4 separate regions of the Homo sapiens genome follow, and regions 1, 2 and 3 are each linked to region 4. A link is a contact called in ENCODE Hi-C data. All regions are on one chromosome and are shown on one strand. Each heading gives the region's core, a stretch centred on a gene start or an enhancer-like site at or near the end of the contact. The rest is flanking DNA. Distances are from core to core; before and after follow the strand shown.

Region 1 (2,890 bases), core at 295-2,794, 1.3 Mb after region 4:
TGAGTCAACCTGGCTGCCTTCCCCTCCAGCCTCCAGGCTTGTAGTGGGAGCAAGGACTCTGCCTTAGTTACCACCTCCAGGAGTCCAGCCCAGCTCCGGGTGCCTGGGAGACACTAGGCCCTTGTGGAGCCGGCTTCTTACCGCAGGAAGACCATGAACCCTACATCCACATGGCCCCAGCCTCCATGCCGCCTTGCTCCCTTTCACCTCCTGGGCAGCCTCTTGTCAGGAATGCACAGCTCTTGCAGGGCAGGGGTGGGGTTGGGGAGTTCTAGGTTCTTCCTTGACCTGGGCACAGTGGGTGCTTGGGGGGCGGTGGGAGGCGGGAGGGAACCGTTGTCCTGAGCAGCTTCCTAGCTGACACAACCTCCATTTTCTGAGGAGGCTGCCCCTCTCCACAGCACTACACTTCACACACATAAAACGCTCCCTATATATGTGAGGATATTTTAAGTCAGTGACTCTCAAACATTACTGTGCTAGATGCAGATTCCCAGGTCCTGTCTCCAACAGACTCTGGGTGGTGAGCTCAGGACTGGGCCTGGAACCTGCCTGCGAATGAGCTGCTCAGGTGGCTCATCGAGTGTCTGCTGACCTCAGCGAGAGGCAGCAGCTTAGGGTCCCCTCCCTCTCTGTACCTGGAGAAGTGGTAGTCTTCACAGACCCTCTCGGGAGCCCCCACCCCAAATCTGCCTAGAGAATCGCATGGAGAGCCCAGCAGCAGCCCTGGCCCCACCAACAGAAAATGAGGGGCCAGCCAGGGACAGCGGAACAAGGCAGAGACCCCTCGCCACGCTCACAGAGCTTCTGGCCCAGGAGTCCCAGCGTCCACCCTGGGAGCTTCTGCAGCGCCTTCTCTGAGGCTGCACCAGCTGTTCTCACGGCTAAACCCCAGTTGGGCATCCCTGGTCCCCACTTCTGCCCTTCATTGCCCAGGGCTGTGGGTGTTGTGGTCACAGATGGACTGACTTATAGGCCCTTCCTCTCTCTTCTCATGGTTGCCAACCAGGCTACTGCAGGTCCCCACAGCCCCTACGCCCCCAGGCTGCAGCTGCTCCGTCTGACTGCCCCACACATGTTTTCTGGATACCTTCAAGCTGCATCTTCTGCCCCTTCCCTGTGAAAAGCTGTGTGAGTTGAGGAACTGAAATCATTTTGTTTATATGTTATAAACACCCAGGTTTCTCACTGAACCCACAAAAACCTCAGATACTAAGGGAAAAAAAGTATCTAACCCTCTGAGAACATCTATGTATTCTGCGTTTAACTTTTAAATTCAGGGCCCAGCACAGTGGCTCACACCTGTAATCCCAGCACTTTGGGAGGCCAACATGGTGAAAACCCCACTTATCTACAAAAAATACAAAAAATAGCCGGGTGTGGTGGTGCACACCTATAATCCCAGCTACTTGGGAGGTGGAGGCAGAATCACTTGAAACCAGGAGGTGGAGGTTAAAGTGAGCCATGATCACGCCACTGCACTCCAGGCTGGGTGACAACAGTGAAACTCCATCTCAAATAAATAAATAAATTCAACTCAACAATTCAAGAGGTCTGGGTGAGAGCACCTGCTCTGTGCCAGGTGTGCGTGTATAGTTTCTGTTTCCTAATTATAAACTGAGGGTGGCTGCTTTGTCATTTTTGTCCCCCATGTGTATCTGAGCGCCGGGACAGCAGGTCTCACATGCGCGCCCGTCGGACACTCTACCTGCTGAGTCAGAATTTCCAGGGGAAGGTGCTCACTTGTATATGTATACATTTTATTACTGAAAATAATACACACGGTAAGAAAAAAAGCAAGCAGGTAAACATTTCCAACCTCCACGGGATTCTATTCTGCACTACGATGGCAGCCTTCAGCCTAGACCGTGTCCTGGCACGTGCCAGCTGCTCAGCAGGTGTTTGATGAAAACTCAGCATGGCCTCTGAGCTTTGTCCCTGGCCCTGACCCCAGCAAGGCATGCTTCTTCCACACACGGGATAGATTGTTTTCAATGAAGCAGAGTGAATGTCGTTCTCAGGTGTAGTTGCAAGAAGCCACACTCAGCAATGCTCTCTGAGGCGATTTCCAATAAAGGACCGCCTTGCACAGGGCAGCTAACACCCCCACGCTCTGAGGACCTGGGCTCCCCGAAATGTCCTTCTGCACTCTGCATTTAAATGCTGACTATTTTTTGGTTTTAGTTTCTTATGGGCTTCCATTCCAAACAACTCATTACAGTCTTGTTCAATTTCTTCTTTCTCATGTTCTAGTGGGTTCGTGATTAGACACGCCACGCCTCATAATGTTGTGCTTGGATAAGCAATCTGCTATTTTCACAGCTTCTTCAGGTTAATGCATCCGTTCCTCATAATGCTTCTGTGAGTCAGGCAAGGCCGTGGGATCCCATTATCCAGATGAAAACACAAAGCCCCTAGAGAGAATTCGTGATTTGCCAAGGCCAAGGCAATGAGTAAGAAGTACTGCTTAATAAATGTTTGCTGAATGCATATCTATTAATGCTAGAGTTTATGTAATGACATTTACTGATTTTTTTTCTTCTAATTATAAAGGTAACACATGCTCATCATAGGGAATATCAGAAACGTACAGAGAAAAAAACTAAAATTACTTGCCAGTCCAATCACAAAAAAAAACTTGTTTATATTTCCTTATAATTCCTATATATATTAAGATCCCAATGTACATCCAATTTTGTATTTTGCATATTTTCATTGAAATTGTATAAGGATAACTTTTATAAGCCATTAGATATCTTTGATATCAATATTTTAAGACGTTCTAACAACGTGGCGTTTACAGAAGCAGATTGCAAAGGTGATTCACGAGGACGTGGTGGTTGGCCATCTCTCTGGGATAAGTGGTCTTCAGCCGGGCACCTGCTGCCCC
Region 2 (2,703 bases), core at 144-2,643, 1.1 Mb after region 4:
GGTGGGATTCATAGGCTTTCTACCACCTTCCTTCATAGAAGGAACTGCACGCTTGAAAACTGCAACGAACCCAGTGAAAAGAGAAGAGGCTTCTGGCTACAATCAGATCTGCCAGTTGGCAGGTGATGGTGGGGGCACTGCCCCCAGAGCGGCTTCTAGACCTACTCTGCCCCTCCCGGCCCCACAGGGCACCCTGAGCTTGTACTCTGCCCCTCCCGGCCCCACAGGGCACCCTGAGCTTGTGAGAGGCACGGCCCCACCTGTGACCTCTCCCATCTTCTGGCCGTGCTCCCTGCGGTGCGCCCCACTCCAGAGAGCTCCAGCCCGGCTCCCTTCCTGCTGCGACGTTCATCCAGTTTCTCAAGTTCCAATTTTCATTCTGATGCCCTCGAACTTTTCTCAGCACAACATATCTGCAGTGAAAATGGAAATTCCAGACCTAAATCTATATTGAACCTCCCCAGATGTGCTGGCCCTGGGCTCTCCTTCCCCCTTCTTGAATCCTGAGGAACTGAAGCTGTCTTAAGAGCTCACGTGTGCGTCATCCCTTCCTGCACCTGCTTCCACGGGCCCTTGGCGGTAGCCTGGGAACAGCTGGTCAGGTACTATTAGCCCCATTCTACCAATGGAGAAACCGAGGCTCAGAACAGCTCAGTGGGATGCGGCTTCTGAGGTCACACGGTTCACGTGCACCAGAACTTGCTTCTAGGCCGCCTTTCCATATCCTGTGCTTTTTCAAAAGCCCCCTTTTAATGCTTACAACCCCTTTTTGCTGTGCAGGGTACAATGCTAGACTAGCAGGAGAGTGGTGACTCATAACCAACTTCTGACTTATTTGACCGCACACACAAAACAAGGCTCTCTACCCATTTTTCCAAAACACAAATTGCGTCTTTAAGAATGCTCTTGAACTCCAAGTGCAACTGACAGACAGCACATCATAGACCGCTTGATACATGTTGTTGTCTGAATGGAAAAACAAGACATGCCTCCAATTCCCCCAAAATAAGTGATTCTATGAAACTAATGCCACAAAAAGGAACTAAAGAAGAATGTGTCAGCTGTTCTAATACAATCAACTGATTACCTAGAACACAGGCAAAAATGCATGTCTGGGGTGTAACCAGTGGTGTGGGGGTGGGTCTGCCATTGTTTACAATCGCCACACATGGCGATAATAGAAAGCAGACCACTGCAGTGTTTTTCTTCCTATTTTTAAATTCTCTGCAGACAATGCACCCTGACTCCCACAGCTCTCTCCTTCTCCTTGGTACACCACCAAGTGTAACTAGTGATTCATACGAGGGTGATTCATGTTATCCATCAGATTTTTTCAAAATTATTTTTATTAGTCTTCTTGTTGTTGTTGTAAAATAAATCTCTTTTCCCCCGGCTGTGTTGCCAGACACTGCCTTCCCCAGCCTGCCCTCTCGCTCCCTACCTGCTTGCATCAGCCAGGCCTGGGGCAATGGGAAGGACCTGCAAAGGTGTTGAAGACCCTTCTCCATGAGGGAGTAGGAAGGGAGTCAGTCTGTGCAACTCCCTGTCCCCACCCAGGCCAGTGTAGGTGACCAGGCCACCAGCTGGCGTCTGCCCTGATCCTAGATTTCTTCTGGGCCTCAAATCCAGCCCTGAATGTCAGGTCAGGCAACCGGAAACTACTTCCTCCCAGTCCCCATATCCTCTGTACCCTCACTGGCTGGTCCTGCACCTGCACCTGGACAGAGAGCTATCTGAAGCTGTGACACTGGCATCTCCTGAGGCTAAGAACTGTCCTTGTCTAAACGCTTGGCTGTCACCCCAGCTCTGCTATACCAGCCTCACCAGACTGATTGAGATAGAGGCCACTCTGGCTCAGACTTGAGCTCCCTACTTTGCGATTTGAACCTTTGGACACTCTCTGGGGGAGAAATGTGGATGGTGACACCCTGTGGCCTGGTTTTAATGGTGTGCTAGTAAATGTGCACAACAGGCTCTCTGGAAGAAGAGTCCTGAAATGTACATTTGCCAATTTCTGTGGTGTAAATACTGCCCCCATGGCCAATTTCCAGCTGTCAGTAAGAAGTCACTGAACGCAGAGGTGGAAAGAGATGTGCAGCAGAACAGGGTTATATAATGCTTCCTCCACTCAGACACGCAGATGTAAATAACCTTGATGGCCCGGGCGTGGTGGCTCACGCCTGTAATCCCAGCATTTTGGGAGGCCAAGGTGGGCAGATCACGAGGTCAGGAGATTGAGACCATCCTGGCCAACATGGTGAAACCCCATCTCTACTGAAAAAAAGATAAAAAAAATTAGCCAGTGTGGTGGTGCACGCCTGTAGTCCCAGCTACTCGGGAGGCTGAGGCAGGGGAATTGCTTGAACCTGGGAGGTGGAAGTTGCAGTGAGCCAAGTTCACACCACTGTACTCCAGCTGGGAAACACAGCAAGACTCCATCTAAAAAAGAAAACAAAAAACAAACAAACAAACAAAAAAAACAAACTTTGATGGCATAGGTAATAGTAAAGTGTAGATCACTAGGAAGTGATGAGCTTTAAGTGTTTATTACTTTTGTTTTTAGTATAATCTATTCAATTTGTAAGTTTATATCATTAAACTTTTATTTATTTTTCTTATTTATTTCTATATTTATTTGGAGACAGGGTCTCCCTCTGTTGCCCAGGCTAGAGTGCAGTGGCATGATCATGGCTCACTTCAGCC
Region 3 (2,700 bases), core at 62-2,561, 1.1 Mb before region 4:
CACTCTGAAAAGTAACTTGTAAAAGTAACTTGTAAAAGTAACAGTAACAGGGAGAAACTGTTGTCTGTTCAAAACTTTTCATCCTGCTTCCTTTTTACCAAAGTTTAAAAAAATAAACAAAAGCTGAATTTTCCATCATCCTAAACAGTCCAGAAAAGGATGGTCAGAAAATTCCTGAAATTCGAAGTTCCCCAGGCCCTGGACTGCTAGCAGTTGCGCGAGGTGAACAGCCCTCGATGGGACTGATGGGTTATACAATCATGGTTCCCAGAGCAAGATCCACTAGAATAATCCGCCCCGGAGACAATGACATCATGTGAGCAACCAGGCAGGAAGTTGGGCTCAGAGAAGTGAAGGGTCAAGTCTTGAAAGCTCACACTGGACGACACCCCCTGCCCCCAATCTAAAGAAGACAAAAGTCACCGCCTGCTAAAAATATATATATATATATATTCTTTAAAGAGAAAATGAGCCCACGGGGGGAAATCAATCAGCAAATGAAACCACAAACACTCAACTCCAGGACCATTCCTGCGGGCTCCAACGCCCCGGTGAGCCTCTCCACACCGAGGGGCCTCACCGGTGCCCCGCTGGCGAAACTCTGATGCAAACGCGCAGCGGGAACAAAGCAAACTGGAGTTCCTGCCTCCAACTTTCCCGGACGCCCGGCCGCGCGAGGGCAGGCGCCGACCCCAAGGGCCGGGGCGACCGCTCCGCACAAAGCCACCCCCGACTCAGCGACAGCCACAAGTGGCCGGACGCGGGGCTCCAGGACCGCCACGACCGCGTGTGCCCCCGCGCCCCCCGCCTGCGCACGGGACCCGGCGGGACTCGCGGACACCACGCAGGCAACTTTCCCTCGGGAACGGGGCGGACCCCGGCGCGGAACGGAGGCGACTTGGAGACCCCAGGAGCTCCTCGAGCGCTCCCCGCCCCCCACGCCGGCCGCTCACCCCGGGCACCGCGAGCGGAGCCTGCGTCCGGGCGGGCCACCCACCTGCACAGCTCGGGGAACGGGGCGGCCTGGGCCTGCGTGGACCCCGGGGCAGCGACGAGCAGCAGCAGCTGCAGCAGGAGCAGAGAGCGCTGCGGGCGGCGGGCGGGCGCGGGCCCCAGGTGGGGGCTCCGGCCGGCGGCGGCCCCCATCGCGCCGGGCCCGGACTGCGCGGCGGGCGCGAGGCTAACGGCGCGCGACTGCTGGGGGCCGCGCCCGGGACGGGGTCGCGCCGCCAGGGCAAAGGCGGAGGTGGAGACGGAGCGGGAGCCCGAGGTGAGCGCGGCTCGACTGGGCTCGGCGACAGCGACAGCGGCAGCGGCGGCCCCGGAACCGCGTCACGTGACAGCCGCCCGGCACCGCCCCCCCACCCCCGCCCCCCGCTCACGTGACTCCCTTGTTCAGGTGACCCCCGCCCGCCCCGGCTCCTCCCAGGCCCGGGTCACGTGAGCGCAGCGCGCGGGACAGGAAGCGGCGCGGGCGGGGCGCAGGCTCCAGGTGCCTCCCGGGGCCTGAGCCTCTCGGCGGGCTGGGCGCGGCGGGGGTGCCTAGCCGGGCCTCAGTTTCCCCTCCCACCGCGCCCTGCTGGATCGTGGCGGGTGCTTCCCAGGTTAGAGCAACTGTTCCCAACCTCGATCGACCAGTAGGGGAAAATAGGGAACTTGGATCAAAGTGCCAGGGAGGTAAATGCCTTCGCACAGCCTAGTGGCAGCGGATCCGTGGGGGGTGGGAACACACTTTAACTGCCCGTGGAGTCAAATCATGGGGGTTTACAACCTTGGCCCGTCAGAGCCTCTCAGACCTTCTGTGGGAATGTTATTTCCCAAGCGTGGGCTTCCTACAGCAAGGAAGGCAGCACAAATCCAGCAAGGTGAAAGAGTGGACAAAAGTGTCGCTGTCAAGCAAGTGCCACTCAACAAAGCTTTATTAATTCACTACGTGGATGGCCATGAGCTAGCCACAATGAAAGTAGAACGATGAATCTAAAAGTCTTGAACTAAAAAAATTCACTTTCTTTTAGAGTAAATATACAAAATAATCATGACTGAAAATAGTAATCATCATCATCATAAAAGCTCATCTTTTTTAGTGCTTATTCCATACCAGACACTGCTAAGCATGTAAGCATGAATCTTTAAAAACCTATGAGATGGGAACCTACTTATAGATGAGGAATTGAGGCACAAGGATACTCAGTGACTTACTCAAAGACACTCTGGGATGTGGCAAAGCTGGAATTCAAACACATATAAATAATCATGACCCAATAATAGCTAACATTTCTTGAGCAAGTAATTATGTACGAAGTACTGAAGTGTTCGGACACTGTGATTTAGCTCATTTAATCCTAACAGTCCTGTAAGAGGGGGTGCCTTTATTGCATCCGTTTTGCAGATAAGGAAAGTGAGGAATGGAGAAATTAAATAACTAGTTAGTCTTGCAGCTAGTAAGTGAAAAAGCCCGGGTTTGAGCCCAAGCCAGTCACAGGCCTGTGACATAACCACCGTGCTATTAATATATTGCCCAAGAAAAGAAAGTGTTGTAGTGGGTCAAAGGGAGAGCTCAGGTGTAAACTGTGGACGTCGAAAAAGGGTTTGTGGTGACCGGGCGCGGTGGCTCGCGACTGTAAACCCAGCACTTTGGGAGGCCAAGGCGGGCGGATCACAAGGTCAGGAGATCGAGACCATCCTGGCTAACACAGTGAA
Region 4 (2,908 bases), core at 69-2,568:
CCAATGCACTCCAGCCTGGGCAAGAAGAGCAAAACTCCGTCTAAAAAAAAAAGGGAAAGAAAAGTTCAGTCTTTCAGAGGGAATACACTTACCTGAATAGAGGTCAAAATCTCAGAAGAGGCCTCCCTCCTCTCTCTGACCTCTGAAATGCCCTGGATCTGCAAGTGGGAGATAACAGGCCCTGACAAAGGGTTGCCCAAACAGCAGTGTGTCCCTAGGAAGACAGGTTAAGCATCAATTACTATGAGGCTAGCACGAGTTAAGCATTCCACATGCACGATCTCATTTAATCCTTACAAGTCTATGTAGGTGGGGCTACTAGTATGTTCACTCAACAAATTGGGAAACAGAGTTTGGAACTTCGCCCAAAGTCATTGGTTTCTCTTTCTACCAGGATAGATTTAAGTGCTTACTAAGTGTCAGGTACTGTTCCAGGCATCGTACATGTACTAACTCATTATCCTCATTAGAACCCTCTGATACAGGTGCCATAATTATGCCGCTTTACAAACAAGAAAACTAAAAGCAGAAAGGGAGGAGTAAACCCAGGAGAGGAATTCAGGAGAAGCTCTGGTCTCAACCTTTAGCCAACATCACAATCACCCGAAGGGCTTGTAACACACTGATTGCTGGGCTCAGCCCTAGAGTTTCTGAATCCTAAGGCTGAGCAACACCTAATTTCCACTTATGCAAGTTCCCAGTGAATGCTGTTGCTGCTCGTCTGGAAGCCAGACGTTGAGAACCCCTTCTAGAGTGAGCTCTCCCGCAGCAAATTCTACTGGCCCCCAAAGTATGTGTTTTGTGTGTCTTAAAAATTTGTTGAGAACCATTAGCAAAAAAACAAACAAAAAAACTTAATTCCTAGAATTTCAGAGAAATCCCATGGAGCTTTTTGCCAGTCACGTCAAAAGAGGCCACAAACGTGCCACTTAACCAGAGCTTCGGAAAGGCGGCGGCTGGGCCGGCCACGTGCACCGAGACTCGGGGCCAGGTGCAGCCGCCCCAGGGCCGAGGCCTCGGAACTGGCCCCCGGTCCCGGCCCCAAGCGGTCCAGCGATTCCCCCAAGCCGTCCGCCCCTCCAGATTTATTTACGTTTTCCTGACTTCCCCCTGCCCGCTGTGGGACAAACAGCCTCCCCACTTGCATCTGCGAGGGGAGTAGCGCGCACTTCCGCCAAGTTCCGCCCCCACCCAGCCCGAGGCCCGGCTGCCGCCATCTTGCGGGGGGCGCACCTCACAGGTCGGGAGCTGGGCGGGAAGGGGCGTGGTCCCGGGACCCGCCCCGCCGGGGCTTTTGGGAGCGCGGGCAGCGAGCGCACTCGGCGGACGCAAGGGCGGCGGGGAGCACACGGAGCACTGCAGGCGCCGGGTGAGGCGTGCGGCGGCCGGGGTCGGGACGGGGGTTCTGGGCGGGGGGTTCCTGGTGGAGGGCCCGGGCGGGCGGCGGGGTTCGGCGGCAGGTGCGGCGGGCAGCCTAGGGGGCGCGGCGCGGGGTTCTCGCCCGGCACCCCCGGGGCAGGTGGAGCTGAGCCGGCCCGCGGCCCCGCGACCTTCCCCTCGGCGCCGGGTCCCCTCAGGTCTCTCCCGAAGGAAACGCGGAGCCTGGGTGCCTGGGCGCCGTCCCTCGGCGGCTCCCGAGCGGTTGCAGTTTTTGAAAGAGTTTCTCAAAGGCTTGACGGTTGTGACTGCAGCCGCGGGGCAACGGTTGCTACACAAAGTGAAACTTGCCGAGTGCTCGGCTTCTCACGGGCTTCCTGGCAGCCCCGGGAAGTTCCTCGGCGGACCCCGAGCCCGCGCCCCCTCTCCACGGATCCCTCCCCAGCGAGTGCCCCCCCGCCCGCCCTGTGCCCCCTCTCCCCTGACCCCTCCCTGTCGGGTGCCCCGCGGGCTCGCGCTGGCTGTCCCGGGACTCCTTCCTCCTAGGTGTTCCTCCTGCCCCTCGCCCTCTCTCTCCCAGGCGCGCGCTCCCTCTCCCCGGGCCTTTCCCCGCCGGGTATCCCTGGGCCCGCGCCCCCTCTTCTCCGCCTCTCTCCGCTGGGTGCACCTCGAGTGTCCCCCAGACCCCTCCCCGCCCGGCCGGCGCTCTCTCCCCTGACCCTCCTGGCCGAGTGTTCCCCGGGGCCCGCGCCCCCTCCCCCCGATCCTCCCCACTGAGTGTTCCCCCTGCCCTCTCTCTCCCGGGCCTGCGCCCCCCACCAGCCCCTTCATGCTGGGGGTCCCCTGGGTGCGCACCCCCTCTCCTCGGACCCACCCCCAACTGGGGGGCACCTCCAGTGCCCGCCGGCTGCCCCTTGGGCGCGCGCCCCCGCTCTCGGGCGCCTCCTCGCCGGGGGCCCGGCCCGGCCCCGCCCCGCCCGTGCCCCCTCCCCATGCCCGCAGTGCTGGGCGGGGCGCTGACTCACCCGGGCCCGGGCTGGCCGGTTCTTAAGCGGCAGCGCGCTGCGGGCGCCGAGTGTCGGGCGCGGCAGGAGGACGAGGCAGGGCGGGCGGGCGCTCTAAGGGTTCTGCTCTGACTCCAGGTTGGGACAGCGTCTTCGCTGCTGCTGGATAGTCGTGTTTTCGGGGATCGAGGATACTCACCAGAAACCGAAAATGCCGAAACCAGTAAGTTGCCCAGTTTCTGGGCCGGGCGGACGGGAGAGGCTTCATTGGAGAGGGGAGGCACCTGCTCGAGGTGTTGGGGCAGTTCCTGGGGAACAGGGTTCTTCTCACACGCAGAAGACGATAGGAATAGGAGGAGGTTTTCGCCGCTCTTTGTTACTTGTTGACCCTTTTGTGGAGCGTTAGGAAAACACCATTTTGATGCTTTTCTCTGCAGTCTTTTTCTTTGTGAGCCCCCTCCCCAGTAGTTACGGTCTTTTCTAAAAACTAGAGGCCTTTTTACACTGCTTCCGTCTGTTTTTAAAGG

Evidence for each region. A loop is a pair of places that touch in the nucleus more often than their neighbours do. Pooled maps may share reads with other maps.
Region 1: a loop to region 4 is called in a map with no recorded cell type, with 7 times the contacts of the local background. The contact joins the enhancer-like site here to the promoter of EZR in region 4. A Hi-C loop is called at or near these places in 4 of 37 single-sample maps with no recorded cell type and 4 of 50 pooled maps.
Region 2: a map with no recorded cell type shows a loop between it and region 4 (5-fold over the local background). The contact joins the enhancer-like site here to the promoter of EZR in region 4. A Hi-C loop is called at or near these places in 14 of 37 single-sample maps with no recorded cell type and 9 of 50 pooled maps.
Region 3: a map with no recorded cell type shows a loop between it and region 4 (4-fold over the local background). The contact joins the promoter of IGF2R here to the promoter of EZR in region 4. A Hi-C loop is called at or near these places in 3 of 37 single-sample maps with no recorded cell type and 4 of 50 pooled maps.

What each region holds. Positions count from the first base shown.
Region 1 is chr6:157,560,305-157,563,194 of GRCh38, reverse strand. The region is part of intron 2 of ZDHHC14 (zDHHC palmitoyltransferase 14); the gene reads right to left. Among named protein-coding and RNA genes, the nearest start is that of MIR3692, 33 kb to the right of the region's middle. RefSeq lists enhancers at 1,018-1,097, 1,218-1,297, 407-1,380, 1,658-1,787. Within about 2 kb of position 1,544, at least 6 of the 41 ENCODE cell types and tissues checked have a DNase peak (open chromatin) inside an H3K27ac peak, as active enhancers do.
Region 2 is chr6:157,759,626-157,762,328 of GRCh38, reverse strand. No RefSeq gene overlaps it. Among named protein-coding and RNA genes, the nearest start is that of SNX9, 62 kb to the left of the region's middle. Within about 2 kb of position 1,393, at least 10 of the 41 ENCODE cell types and tissues checked have a DNase peak (open chromatin) inside an H3K27ac peak, as active enhancers do.
Region 3 is chr6:159,967,693-159,970,392 of GRCh38, reverse strand. It overlaps IGF2R (insulin like growth factor 2 receptor), which reads right to left and starts at 1,311. Exons shown (of 48, transcript NM_000876.4): 1 at 998-1,311. The coding sequence starts at 1,146. RefSeq lists silencers at 691-820, 841-1,120, 1,131-1,750.
Region 4 is chr6:158,817,778-158,820,685 of GRCh38, reverse strand. It overlaps EZR (ezrin), which reads left to right and starts at 1,318. Exons shown (of 14, transcript NM_001111077.2): 1 at 1,318-1,369; 2 at 2,520-2,604. The coding sequence starts at 2,593. It overlaps EZR-AS1 (EZR antisense RNA 1), which reads right to left and starts at 2,707. Exons shown (of 3, transcript NR_102425.1): 1 at 2,581-2,707; 2 at 93-214. RefSeq lists silencers at 1,035-1,084, 1,145-2,134, 2,275-2,474 and an enhancer at 2,685-2,734.